3 separate regions of the Homo sapiens genome follow, and all the other regions are linked to region 1. Evidence: read pairs that join two places in POLR2A ChIA-PET (ENCODE). Cell type or tissue: HepG2. All regions are shown on one strand. Each heading gives the region's core, and the rest is flanking DNA. Links, peaks and the distances in the headings are about the cores only.

Evidence for each region. ChIA-PET counts read pairs that join two places held together with the same protein. Peaks named below come from ENCODE experiments on the same cell type or tissue, not always from the same donor. Only the 100,000 strongest peaks of a DNase experiment are listed, where the experiment ranks them.
Region 2: POLR2A ChIA-PET joins it to region 1 with 7 read pairs; 8 of 35 experiments call an interaction of 5 or more read pairs at or near these places.
Region 3: POLR2A ChIA-PET joins it to region 1 with 6 read pairs; 1 of 35 experiments calls an interaction of 5 or more read pairs at or near these places.

The regions. Positions count from the first base shown.
Region 1 is chr17:75,995,528-75,999,527 of GRCh38, reverse strand. The region is part of intron 3 of TEN1 (TEN1 subunit of CST complex); the gene reads right to left. The region is part of intron 3 of TEN1-CDK3 (TEN1-CDK3 readthrough (NMD candidate)); the gene reads right to left. It overlaps LOC124904061 (a long non-coding RNA gene), which reads left to right. Exons shown (of 2, transcript XR_007065911.1): 2 at 1-856. Among named protein-coding and RNA genes, the nearest start is that of CDK3, 3.3 kb to the left of the region's middle. RefSeq lists enhancers at 1,932-1,981, 2,152-2,231. In HepG2, for the core only: no CTCF peak of the experiment used is centred there; DNase peaks (open chromatin) are centred at 987, 1,334, 2,157 and 2,487; H3K4me3 peaks cover 1,163 bases.
Region 2 is chr17:76,062,685-76,066,684 of GRCh38, reverse strand. SRP68 (signal recognition particle 68) reads left to right here. Exons shown (of 16, transcript NM_014230.4): 4 at 2,514-2,709. Among named protein-coding and RNA genes, the nearest start is that of SRP68, 7.8 kb to the left of the region's middle. In HepG2, for the core only: no CTCF peak of the experiment used is centred there; no DNase peak of the experiment used is centred there.
Region 3 is chr17:76,373,653-76,379,215 of GRCh38, reverse strand. No RefSeq gene overlaps it. Among named protein-coding and RNA genes, the nearest start is that of SPHK1, 8.2 kb to the left of the region's middle. In HepG2, for the core only: no CTCF peak of the experiment used is centred there; DNase peaks (open chromatin) are centred at 2,725 and 3,465; H3K4me3 peaks cover 1,333 bases.

The DNA of each region.
Region 1 (4,000 bases), core at 1-4,000:
CTACTAAAAATACAAAAATTAGCCGCGTGTAGTGGTGCATGCCTGTAATCCCAGCTACTTGGAAGGCTGAGGCAGGAGAATTGCTTGAACCCAGGAGGTGGAGGTTGCAGTGAGCCAAGATCACGCCACTGCACTCCAGCCTGGGCAACAGAGCAAGACTCCACCTAAAAAAAAAAATTTTTTTTTTGAGACAGGGTGTTGCTCTGTCACTTGGGCTGGAATGCAGTGGCTCAATCATGGCTCAATGTAGCCTCCACCTCCCAGGCTCAGGTGATCATCTCAGCTTCCTGAGGAGCTGGGACTACAGGGACGCACCACCACACCCAGCTAATTTTTGTATTTCTTGTAGAGATGGGGTCTCGCCATGTTGCCCAGGCTGGTTTCAAACTCCTGGGGTCAAGTGATCTGCCCGCCTCGGCCTCCCAACATGCATGGATTATAGGCGTGAGCCACTGTGCATTGCTGACATTTTTTTTTTCTTTCTTTTTTCCCCAGTCATAGCTTGCAAGAGAAAAAAAAAAGTTAAAAAAATTTTTTGCACTCATGCTCTTTCTGCTCTCTGAGCACTTTAATAAATAGATTTCCGAGATGGGTGGATCACCTGAGGTCAGGAGTTCATGACCAGCTTGGCCAACACGGCAAAACCCCGTCTCTACTAAAAATACAAAAATTAGCCAGGTGTGGTAGCTGGCACCTGTAAACCCAGCTACTCGGGAGGCTGAGGCAGGAGAATCGCTTGAACCTGGGAGGCAGACGTTGCAGTGAGCCGAGATCAAGCCACTGCACTCCAGCCTGGGCAACAGAGTGAGACTCTGTCTCAAAATAAGTAAATAAATAGATTCAATGTTCTAGGCTATTACATTGTTTTCTTTTGACGCTGTTTGAGATAAAGGCTCTGCCTGCCCTTTCCTCTAGTCTAGGTCATTTATAGCACAGCCTGAGGGCAGAATTCAGGGTGTCATCCTGCCTAGCTGTCTATACAGGCTACCCTTAGGCAATGAACTCATTTGAAACATGAGGTTGCCTGTGTGTCTCAGCTTCTGTTAGCCCCAGTGCTGACACAGGTCAGAGAGGAATCGGGGCGTGGCGCGGTGGCTCCCAACACTGTAATCCCAACACTTTGGGAGGGCAAGACAAGCAGATCACTTGAGGCCAGGAGCTCAAGACCAGCCTGGCCAACAAGCGAAAACCCTGTCTCTACTAAAAATACAAAAGTTACCCAGGCCCGACTACTTGGGAGGCTGAGGCACGAGAATCACTTGAACCGGGGAGGTGGATGTCGCAGTGAGCCAAGATTGCGCCACTGCACTCCAGCCTGGGAAACAGAATGAGACTCTGTCTCAAAAAAAAAAAAAAAAGGAAAAAAAAAGGAAAAAGGCCAGGCGCAGTGGCTCACATCTGTAATCCCAGCACTCTGGGAGGCTGACGCAGGCGGATCACCTGAGGTCAGGAGCTGAAGACCAGCCTGGCCAACATGGTGAAACCCTGTCTCTACTAAAAAGACAAAAATTAGCTGGGTGTGGTGGCGGGCACCTGTAATCCCAGCTACTAGGGAGGCTGAGGCAGAATCGCTTGAACCCAGGAAGCAGAGGTTGCAGTAAGCAGAGATCGTGCCACTGCACTCCCAGCCTGGGTGACAGAGCGAGACTCCATCTCAGGAAAAAAAAAAAAAGATTAAGAACCTGGAGCAAAGAAGAAGGGCCTGGGTTATAAAAAGCAGTCAGAATGCAGTGGGGTGAGGCCTGGGAAGAGGAAGGGGTTATACGGAGCACAGATGTTCTTTTAGGAGGTTTGTCTGCAAAGGGAGGGAAGGTCATGGGCAGGTAGGTCAGACTCTAGTGTAGAAGATGACTTCTTGTCATTGAGACTATTATTTCCATATAGAGGAGGCTTGAACACCTTATATGTGGACAGGGAAGAACTGTGGTAACCCCTTAGGTAGGAGGGACCCCGCTTCCTCTTAGACTAGAGGAAGGAGCTAACGGTGGCCGTTTCAGTGTCTGATGGTCGGTGGCCGTTTCAGTGTCTGATGGTAGGAGGAAGAACGGCTGCCTGTGGCCTCGATTCTAGCTGGCTCATAAAGCAATAAGCCGGGAGGGACAGGGGAGGAGAGGAAGTGGGTTCTTGTGAGGCAGGGGAATTTCTGGACTAGCTGTGGTGGCGCCGGGGAGGGGGGTGTGGCCAGGACACAGGAAGGATTTCTAGGCAGAGCAGGGGAATGCCAGTGAGCCCCTGAAATCATTGAGCTCCAAATCCTTGGAGTTCTGTGATCTTTCTGCACTCAACAGTTGGCAGAACCAGGAGGGTGGAGGCTGGGGTCTTGGGGCAGGAGTGAAGCTGCCAGGAAAGTGGCTGAAATGGTAGTGAGGCCCAACGGGGAAGAGAGATGGGGGAGAAAGCCCGGGAGTCCTGAGTCCACAGGTCCTGATAGGGCAAGAGGGACGCAGCAGAAGTAGAAGGGAGAGTGGATGGCATGCAATTTCAGGAAAACAAGTCCAAGGTGCAGCAGCAGGCGTGGGAGGTGGAATTGGGGCAGAGGTGCACAGTGGTGGAACTGGTTGGCAGCAGGGAGACAGGGAGGGATGTGTGATGCTGACACACCCGAGGAGCCGGGGAAACTCCGGCCCTGCTCCAGACTCTGTGGGTGTGTGGTTTGGGGAGAAAGGTTTGGGCAAGTCCCAGAGCTGTAAGGATGCTCGAAGAGGGAGGTGCACAGGGGACACACAGGAAGGTTTCCCTCCCTCCCTTTCTCTTCTCTTTTCTCTTTCTTTTCTTTTCTTTCTTTTTCTTTCTTTCTCTCTCTCTTTTTTTTTTTTTTTTTGACAGGGTCTCACTCTGTCACCCAGGCTGCAGTACAGTGGTACAGTCTCAGCTCACTGCAATCTCTGCCTCCCTGGCTCAAGTGATCCTCCCACCTCAGCCTCCCCAGTAGCTGGGACTACAGGCATGTGTGCAACAACGCACCCTGCTAATTTTTGCATTTTTTGTAGAGACGGGGTTTCACCATGTTACCCAGGCTGGTTATTATTATTATTTTTTTTTGAGATGGAGTTTTGCTCTTGTCACCCAGGCTGGAGTGCAATGGTGTGATCTCAGCTCACTGCAACCTCCGCCTCCCAGTTTCAAGCGATTCTCCTGCCTTGGCCTCCTGAATAGCTGGGATTACAGGCATGTGCCACCACGCTCAGCTAATTTCGTATTTTTTGTAGAGACAGGGTTTCACCATGTTGGTCAGGCCGGTCTCGAACTCCTGACCTCAAGTGATCCACCCACCTCGGCCTCCCAAAGTGCTGGGATTACAGGCGTGAGCCACCACACCCGGCCGTCCAGGCTGGTCTTGAACTCCTGGACTCAAGTAATCCACCAGCCTCAGCCTCCCAAAAGTTCTGAGATTACAGGCATGAGCCACTGTGCCCAGCCTCTTTTCTTTTTCTTTAGAAACAGGGTCTCATTTTGTCACCCAGGTTGGAGTGCAGTGGCATGATCATAGCTCACTGCAGCATCGAACTCCTGCCTCAAGCCATCCTCCTGCCTCAGCCTCCCAAGTAGCTGGGACTACAAGCACAAGCCACCACACCCCACTAATATTTTCATTTTTGTAGAGATGGCGTCTCTCTGCGTTGCCCAGGTTGGTCTCAAACTCCTGGGTTCAAGTGATCCTCCCACCTCAGCCTCCGAACATGCTAGATTAGTGAGCTCCTGAGCCCAGCCACACAAGGAAGGTTTCTGAGGGCAAAGTGCAGGGGTGCAGTGAGAGAAAAGCAGAAGGCAGAGGATGCATGGCAAGGGCTTGTGGGCAGCTGCTTGCTGTTTGCTGTGGTCCAGTGCCCTTCAGCCTGGGCATGCTCCGAGGGCCTCTGGAGTAGGCCTGGGAAAGGCTGTGCCCCACACCTTAGTTCCAGAACAGGGGGCCCTCGGGCCTTTGGATGGCGCCAGCGGGTGTCAGGTCCATGGGTTTTATCACACACCAGCATGTCTTCACCTGTTGGTCTTCTTAGCT
Region 2 (4,000 bases), core at 1-4,000, 67 kb before region 1:
GTCTCTGTACAGGGAAGCTTCTTCTCCCTTCTTGCCTATTAAACTCTGCTTTTTAAAACCAAAAAAAAAAAAAAAAAACCTGTTGGGATGGCAAATGTTGAAGTCAGTGATTAGAATCTAATTGATTATTAGGTAAGGTTTCTAGAATATAAATTTCAATGTCTGAAACTAGATGCATATATCAATATATCTTAATGAAATTGAGTGGTTGAGTGGTGTGTTTTTTTTTTTTTTTGAGACGGAGTCTCACTCTGTTGCCCAGGTTGGAGTGCAGTGGTGTCGTCTCACCTCACTGCAACTTCCACCTCCCGGGTTCAAGCTTCTCCTGCCTCAGCCTCCGGAGTAGCTGGGATTACAGGCACGTGACACCACGCCCAGCTGAGTTTTGTATTTTTAGTAGAGACAGGGTTTCACCATGTTGGCCAGGCTTGTCTTGAACTCCTGACCTCAGGTGATCCACCCACCTCTTGCCTTCCAAAGTGCTGGGATTACAGACGTGAGCTACTGCGCCAGGCTGGTGTGTAAATTATTATAGAAGAGTCTTGTATTTCAGTGCTGAATACACCAGTGCTTGGCATTTGCTGAAGAATTTTTAGTCTGTCAGGCAACATGTAGTCAAGGCCCCCGGGTCTTCCTCACAGTTACGGGCCAAATTACGCTGCTGCCACCTTTTGTGTAAATGAAGTTTTATTGGAACCCAGCCACGCCCATTCACATAGGTATTGTTTAGAGCTGCTTTGTGCTACATCAGCAGAGTAGTTGTGACACACTAGATATAGAAGGAGAGGAGGCATGGTCCTTGAACCTCATTGACTTTCATCTTATTGGAAAATGTTGGTCAGTGCAAACCAGGGAATGCTACAGTAAAAGTGCAATGTTGTATATCATTTACTGTTCAGCATTCTAAAGCCTTGGAAAGGAGACTTGAGCTTGAAGGCTTTTGACAGGGAAGTCAGTAAGCCCACACAGAGGAGGCTTGACCTTGAAGGATTTGTGAGAGTGAAGAACATTCTGTGTCGGGGGAAGCAGCATGCCCTGGTATCCGTGCATGCAGTCTAGGAACTGTAAAGCTCTGGACACTTGTTAGCTGCTACTCAGGCAGTGAAAAGGTTGTGAGCTTGGTGTGTACAGTCAGAAAGCTAGAGCCTGGAGACCATAATAGGATGCAGCAGGATGTAGTGATTAAATCTCATGAGAACCAGTTGGGAGAAATCTGGACTCTCCCTTTTTTTTTTTTTTTTTTTTTTGAGACAGGGTCTCACTGTCACCCAGGCTGGAGTGTAGCAGTGGGATCATAGCTTACTGCAGCCTTGAACAACTCCTGTCTCACCCTCCTGAGTAGCTGGGACTATAGGCATGTACCACCATGCCCAGCTAACTTTTCTCTTTTTTTCTTTTGTAAAGATGGGATCTCGCTGTGCTGACCAGGCTGGTTTCAAACTCCTGGCCTCAAGTGATCCTCCCACCTCAGCCTCCCAGTGTACTGGGATTACAGACATGAGCCACTACACCGAGCCTGGACTATCTTATGATAGCAAGATCCTTTACTCTGAAGAGACAAGGTTAAGCTGAAGTTTAAGACAGATTGATCAAGGCAGTAAAGAAAGATTCACCAGTATAATAATAAAGTAGTTAACGACCTTACTGAGCACTTAGTAAGTGCCAGGTTCTGGTCTAAATGTGTTATTTGTATTACTACATGGGAGAGCGGTGCGCAGAAAGGTTAGTACTTTGCCCACAGTCACACAGCTAGTAAGCGGTGGCACTGGGATTCTGTCCCGGGCTCTGGAGCTCTTGTTTATCACCACTTTAATATACTGCCTCTTTTTTTTTTTTTTTTTTTTGAGATGGAGTCTTGCCCTGTTGCCCAAACGAGAGTATAGTGGCGTGATCTCAGCTCACTGCAACCTCCGCCTCCTCGGTTCAAGAGATACTCCTGCCTCAGCCTCCCAAGTAGCTGGGATTACAGGCGCATACCAACACACCCAGCTAATTTTTGTATTTTTAGTAGAGATGGGGTTTCACCATGTTGGCCAGGCTGATCTCGAACTCCTGACCTCAGGTGATATGCCTGGCTCAGCCTCCCAAAGTGCTGGGATTATAGGTGTGAACCACCGCACCTAGGCAATATACTGCCTCTTAAGGACTTTTCTAACTGGATTGAGATGAAGGAAGTGTTGATTCAAAAATGAGGCCAGATCGTGTGCCTAGACCGTGTCTGTTTGACAACATTCAGGAGGGGTAGGTCATGATTCTGGATTTACCGTGTTTGAGGTGGTAGAGGCTTTTCAATGAGATGTGTCTAGTAGATGATGAGAAACCTGAGATTGAGCCCAGGTTAGGAATAGAGATACTGGTTTAGAGTCATGGCTGAGAATATCAGAAGAGTTGTTTTGAGAGTGGCAAAGGCGGGAGAGTATAAAGAAAAGCCGAGAAGCCGAAGATTACACCTCAGAGAATATCTGGGTCTGTTGATGGCCTTTATTGTCTCCCCACTTCTGTCTCTGGTCTAGATACTTGCTTCTGGTTCTGATGGATGCTGAAAGAGCCTGGAGCTACGCCATGCAGCTGAAACAGGAAGCCAACACTGAACCCCGAAAACGGTTTCACTTGTTATCTCGCCTACGCAAAGCCGTGAAGCATGCAGAGGAATTGGAACGCTTGTGTGAGAGCAATCGCGTGGATGCCAAGACCAAATTAGAGGCTCAGGTTAGTACCTCAACATTCAGCTTGTTTATTGTGGAGATTAAAGACATTTTAAAAAGCTGCAGTTAAACAGAACAGAGTTTCTTAGTGTTAGAAAGTGACAGTCAGAAGAGGAAAAAAACTTTCCGAACTTGCTTTTAAGAGGAGAAGTTAGCATGTTTTGTTTATCAGCTCTTGATTTTTTTTATCCTTTTTTTAAAATTGGGCAACGCTTCATTCCATAAAATAGAATGAGTATTCCCAAGCTCTTGGTTTTTTATAACTAGCTGTAACTTTTTTTTTTTTTTTTTTCAGACAGAGTCTTGCTTTGTCGCCCAGGCTGGAGTGCAGTGGCGCGTTCTCAGCTCACTGCAACGTCTGCCTGTCAGGTTCAAGCAATTCTCCTGCCTCAGCCTCCCGAGTAGGTGGGATTATAGGCACGTGCCACCACGCCTGGCTAATTTTTTTATTTTTAGTAGAGACAGGGTTTCACTGTGTTGGCCAGGCTGGTCCCGAGCTCCTGACCTCGTGATCCACCCACCTGCCTTGACCTCCCAAAGTGCTGGGATTGCAAGCGTGAGCCACTGCACGTGGCCATCTAGCTGTAACTTTTTAAGAAAGGTCATGTTTTGATATATAGATGAAAGCTTACAATCTTGTACCTGGAAAGTTCACAAAGTAAACTTTTTTTTGGAAGTGAGTTTTTTAAAAAAGAGATGGTAGATATTGCAAGGTTTTATTCAACTTCTGATGCTTATGTTATAGCTCAGAAAATGGTTAAGTAAAATGCAGAAAACAAATTTCCTTCTTTTGAAGTTCTTTCCTGGGAAGTGAATAAATCATAATAAATTGCCTATGTATCACATTTTATTGGTTAAATACGTATTTCTCTTTAAAAATCAACCTGTGATTAATATATCTATATTCTTAGGCCGGGCGTGGTGGCTCACGCCTGTAATCCCAGCACTTTGGGAGGCCAAGGTGGGCAGATCACAAAGTCAGGAGATCGAGACCATCCTGGCTAACACGGTGAAACCCCATCTCTACTAAAAATACAAAAAATTAGCTGGGCGTAGTGGCGGACACCTGTAGTCCCAGCTACTCAGGAGGCAGAGGCAGGAGAATGGTGTGAACCCGGGAGGCGGAGCTTGCAGTGAGCTGAGATTGTGCCACTGCGCTCCAGCCTGGGGGACAGAGCAAGACTCCATCTCAAAAAAAATATATATATATATTTTATATATATATATATATATATATATATATATATATAAAATAAATATAATATATTGTATAATATACAATATATAATGTATAT
Region 3 (5,563 bases), core at 749-4,748, 380 kb before region 1:
AGTGCAGTGGCACAGTCACAGCTCACTGCAGCCTCGACCTCCTGGGCTCAAGTGATCCTCCCACCTCCATCCCCTTTAGTAGCTGAGACTACAGGTGCATGCCACCAAGCCCAGCCAATTTTGTTTTTTTATTTTTTGTAGAGATGTGGTCTCCCTATGTTGCCCAGGCTGGTCTCAAACACCTGGGCTCAAGTAATCATCCCGTCTCAGCTGCCCAAAGCCCTGGGATTACAGGCATGAGCCACTGCACCTGGCCAGTGTTTCAAGTTTTGAATGAAAAGATGTAACAATACCAGGGGTCTTGATAGAAGATAGTGTAGTCTCCTAAGGGTACAGGAGGAAAGGGGTTTTTGGCTGCCAGGCCTCCATCCTCCCAGCCTTGCCAAGGTGTGATCTACTGGGAGGAGTTGTTTATGCCTATGCTGGCAGCCAGACTTCCTGTGCTCCTGCTCCCTTGACTTTCAGATGTTATCTTACACCTTGGCGTATGGCATCCTCAGCTTCCTGAGCAGATGGGTTTCTTCCCCAGTCTTTGGAAGAGCAAAGCTGAGTGTCGTGTTGGATGGGGTATTAGGTTCCTATTGCTACACACAATTAAAACAACACAAATTTTTTATCTTGCAGAAGATCAGAAGTATTAGAATGGTTGCTAATACCATTACTTTTAATGCCAAAAAACGCAATTTCCCCAGGCCAGAAGCGGTGGCTCATGCCTGTAATCCCAGCACTTTGAGAGGTCCAGGCGGGTGGATCACCTGAGGTCAGGAGTTCGAGATCAGCCTGGCCAACGTAGTGAAACCTCCTCTCTACTAAAAACTACAAAAATTCGCTGGGTGTGGTGGTGCACACCTGCAGTCCCAGCTATTCGGGAGGGTGAGGCAGGAAAATCGCTTGAACCTGGGAGGCGGAGGTTGCAGTGAGCCTGAGATCGTGCCACTGCACTCCAGCCTGGGCAGCAGAGTGAGACTCTGTCTCAAAAAACAAACAGGCCGGGTGCGGTGGCTCACTCCTGTAATCCCAGCACTTTGGGAGGCTGAGGCGGGTGGATCACCCGACGTCAGGAGCTTGAGACCAGCCTGGCCAACATAGTGAAACCCCGTCTCTACTAAAAATAAAAAATTAGCTAGGCGTGGTGGCGTGTGCCTGTAGTCCCAGCTACTCGGGAAGCTGAGGCAGGAGAATCTCTTGAACCCAGGAGGCAGAGGTTGCAGTGAGCCAAGATTGCGCCACTGCACTCCAGCCTGGGAGGTTGCAGTGAGCTGAGATCGCGCCACCGCACTCCAGCCTGGGCGACAGTGAGACTCCGTCTCAAAAAAAAAAAAAAAAAAACAGTTCCTCGTGCACCAACCTAATATAAGATGAATTGCAGGGCTGTGTTCCCTTGCCTTTTCTGGCTTCTAGAAGCCACCTGCATCCCTTGGCTCAGGGCCCCTTCCTTTACCTCGAGAGCCGGCAGCATAGCATCTTCCAGTCTATCTCTGTGTGACCTCTGCTCCCATTGACACAACTCTTCTGACTCTGACCTTCCTGCCTCCCTCATATAAGGACCCTGTGATGACATTCACCCCACCCAGAGAACCCAGGACAATCTCCCCTTCTCAAAATCCGTAATCATATCTGCAAAATCCCTCTTGCCATATAGGGTAACACGCACTCACAAGTTCCAGTGATTATGACGTGGACATCTTTGAGGGGTTTTGCCAACCACAGATGATTAGGCAAACTTAGTCTGGGAACAGTGGCTTTTGGGCTCCAGAACCTTCATTTCTGACTCCTACTCCCTCCCCAGCTCTACCCAAATGAACACAAACCAGGAACCAGCCTTCCACCAAAGAAGCATTTGTGGAGTGAGGCTGGGGTGGAGACATGTTTCTGTAGACTTTGTGGTGGTTGGTTTATCCAGCAGAAGCCCCTACAAAGAAAATTGGTTTCCATTTTTGAAAATTACCCTAAAGGGAGAAATTGGCAACTTTGCTAAACATAGTAATTACAGGATCGCAAAACCCCAACTTTGCACCTGAGGAAGGGGTGGAAGCAGACCGGCCCATCCATCTGCAGCCTGGCAGAATTCCCCACACTGCTTTGCAGGAAGGGCTTGCTGCTGGCACAGGTCCCCTGGGCACAAAATGGAGGTGGGAAATGTGTGGCCCTCCCAGGTCCTGTCCTGTGCCAGGCTGGACCAGGCCAGCCACACTGAGAACCACAGCTAGCAGGAAGAGCCGTTCAATGGGAACAGTCCACAGGCCCCTGCTGACATTAGCTCCCATGTGGGCCCAAAGTGGGTTCTGGTCTGGTCAATATCCAGTCCCACATCCTGGATACTCGTGAGGAGAGAGGCGGGTCCCCTTCTGCCGAGGCTACAGCCAGCACCCCCATTCCACCCCACTCCGCTTTTGTGTTTACCTGCATGGGTGCCCTGGTTCAGAGACCTCAAGGGAAGAGAAGCCCAACAGCTGTGTGTCAAACCACCTCAGGCAGTTCCCAAAAGGAAAGCTGGGAACCAGGAAGCAGGAGCCGGCACCTCTGCACAGGGAGCAGGAAGGCAGAGCTGCATTGATCTCCTAGCAGCCAAGCTGGAGCATCAGGCTGAGGGGATGGGTGTGTGCACAGTTTTCCAGGGGCTTTTTGTTTTGCAATGTTTTCCACTTTCACATTTCTCAAAAGCTAAAATGTGACCTTGGGTGGGTCCCAAAGCAAACAGACAGTGGGCTGAACGTGGCCCTGGGCCAGGCAGGGGATTTGCACTAATGGCCTGGGCTGTTTCCACCCACCTGAGGGTGGAACCTCATCTGTGCTACAGGACAGTGAAGTCCTTTGTCACCCTGGTCACAAACAAGCACAAGCTGCCTTTGGAGACACCCCGTTGAGGCACCCAGCTGGCCACTCAGGGGTTCACTCCTTTCCTCTATTTTTTTTTTTTTTTTTTTTTTGAGATGGAGTCTTGCTCTGTCACCCAGGCTGGAGTGCAGTGGCGCAATCTTGGCTCACTGCAACCTCCGTCTCCTGGGTTCAAGCGATTCTCCTGCCTCAGCCTCCTGAGTAGCTGGGATTACAGGCATGCACCACCATGCCCGGCTAATTTTTATATTTTTAGTAGAGACGGTGTTTCTCCATGTTGTTCAGGCCAGTCTCGAACTCCTGACCTTGTGATCTGCCCGCCTCGGCCTCCCAAAGTGCTGGGATTACAGGCGTGAGCCACTGCGCCCCACCCCACCCCTTTCCTCTTTTACCTAAACATGCAGTCGCTCAGACTTCCTCGATTGATGCCAATTAGTGGGGGGACTTGGGGGCAAAGGAGGGTGTGGACGTCCTATTTTGACAAGCTGGAAAAAGACATGGAGCCCGGAGCAGGGATTGCCCTCCCCTGTGTTCATTATCCACATGCCAAAAAATAGAAATTCCCCTCCCCTGGAGGCTTGTCTTCTGAAGGTCAAACCCTTCAATTCTTTCCAGACACAACCCTGGTAATTTAAGTAATGATTAGACAGGATGGGCTGGACAGCTGGGGCTGGGGAGGGGTGCTTAGGACAAGGGACGCCTAATTCCAGGCTGGTGCCCATGAGCTTTTGTGCAGCTACAGGAGTGACGCTAGGCTGATCCGACAGGAGAGCTGTTTCAGACAGCAGAGTTCCTTGTTCTCTTTGCTCATTGCCCTAAAGTCCTGATCACGGCAACGTGACTGGCATCTTGAGAATGAGTTAAGATGTCATTTTTCCTTCAAGGCACCATTTGATGATCCTAGCAGTGCCTGAAACTCACCATTTTGAAACTGAATGGGTAACCAAGTGATTACCTTTATAAGGGCTGGAGAGTTTGATTTTTTAATTTTATTTTGTTAACATATTTTTTTGAGACAGAGCCTCACTCTGTCACCCAGGCTGGAGTGCAGTGGTGCGATTTTGGCTCACTGCAACCTCCACCTCCTGGATTCAAGAGATTCTCCTGCCTCAGCCTCCCAAGTAGCTGAGATTACAGGCGGCTGCCACCACTCCCAGCTAATTTTTGTATTTTTAGTAGATACAGGGTTTCTCCATGTTGGTCAGGCTAGTCTTGAACTCCTGACCTCAGGGGACCTGCAAGTTTGATATTTTAATGTCTCTGATACCTCAACGCATGCAGGCTAATACTGAAATTATTTTAAAAAACAAAATTGAGGGGCTGGGCGCAGTGGCTCACGCCTGTAATCCTAACACTTTGGGAGGCCGTGGCGGGCAGATCACCTGAGTTTGGGAGTTCGAGACCAGGCTGACCAACATGGAGAAACCCCGTCTCTACTAAATATAAAAAAAAATTAACCGGGCGTGGTGGCGCATGCCTGTAATCCCAGCTACTCCGGAGGCTGAGGCAGGAAAAGTGCTTGAACCCGGGAGGCGGAAGTTGTGGTGAGCCGAGATGGCGCCATTGCACTCCAGCCTGGGCAACAAGAGCAAAACTCCATCTCAAAAAAAAAAAAAAAAAAAAAAAAAAAAAAATTGAGAGGGCCCAGAGAGTGCTCCTTTCAGATCAGTGAGGAGCATACAAGTGGCTGGAGGACATACCTTTTCTTTTCTCTTTTCGCATCTTCCCTAGAACTATAATCAGCAAGGTTCTGCACACAAAAATCCTCAAGAAATGCCCGCAGGCAGACCTCTCCCATTGGAATCGCTGGCAGATGCAGCACGGCACCCCAGGGAGGGAGCCGGGTGCATTGCAGCAATGGAGGGCCAGGAAAGGCACCGTCCAACACTCCACCTCCTCCTGGCTGGGCACAGCAGGCTGATGGGTCCCTTGAGGTACAGATGGTCCCAATGCAGAGTTAAAAAGACACATCAGTCTTCGTGACTCTGCATGGCCTAGAAAAATCTATAGCATCAGGACGTGCGGCATTTGCAAACAAGCACAAACCATTTAAGACTGGGTTCAGTGGCACACGCCTATAATCCCAGCATCTTGGGAGGCTGAGGCGGGCGGATCACCTGAGATCAGGAGTTTGAGACCAGCCTGACCAACATGGTGAAACCCCGTCTCTACTAAAAATACAAAATTAGCTGGGCGTGGTGTCACATGCCTGTAATCCCAGCTACTCAGGAGGCTGAGGCAGGAGAATTGCTTGAACCCGGGAAGCGGAGGTTGCAGTGAGCTGAGGTTGCGCCACTGCACTCCAGCCTGGGCAACAAGAGCGAAACTCCGCCTAAAAAAAAAAAGACCGAGTTCCGATTCCAATTGCCGTGTGACAAGTATCTGCCATTACTTGACTCTCAGATTGAGAATTTTGAGCTTCTAAAGAAAGAAAACACTCAATAACTGCAAAAGATGATAAACTCAGGGTTGGCTCTGCCTCCTTTCAGCTCTTGGCAGGCGTGTCATTCCTGAGGGAAGAGGCATGTGCAGTCCCACTAGCAGATCTGTCACCTCAATTTGCAGCCTTTAGTGGTATAGGAGCATGCCGCCTGGGAAAGGCTGAGCGGGAGCCAGGAGCCACAGCAAAGCCCAGGACGCTGAAGAGCGTGCTTGTCTCGGAGGCCTGAGTCTTTTTTTTTTTTTTTTTTTGAGACAGGGTCTTGCTCTGTCACCCCAGGCTGGA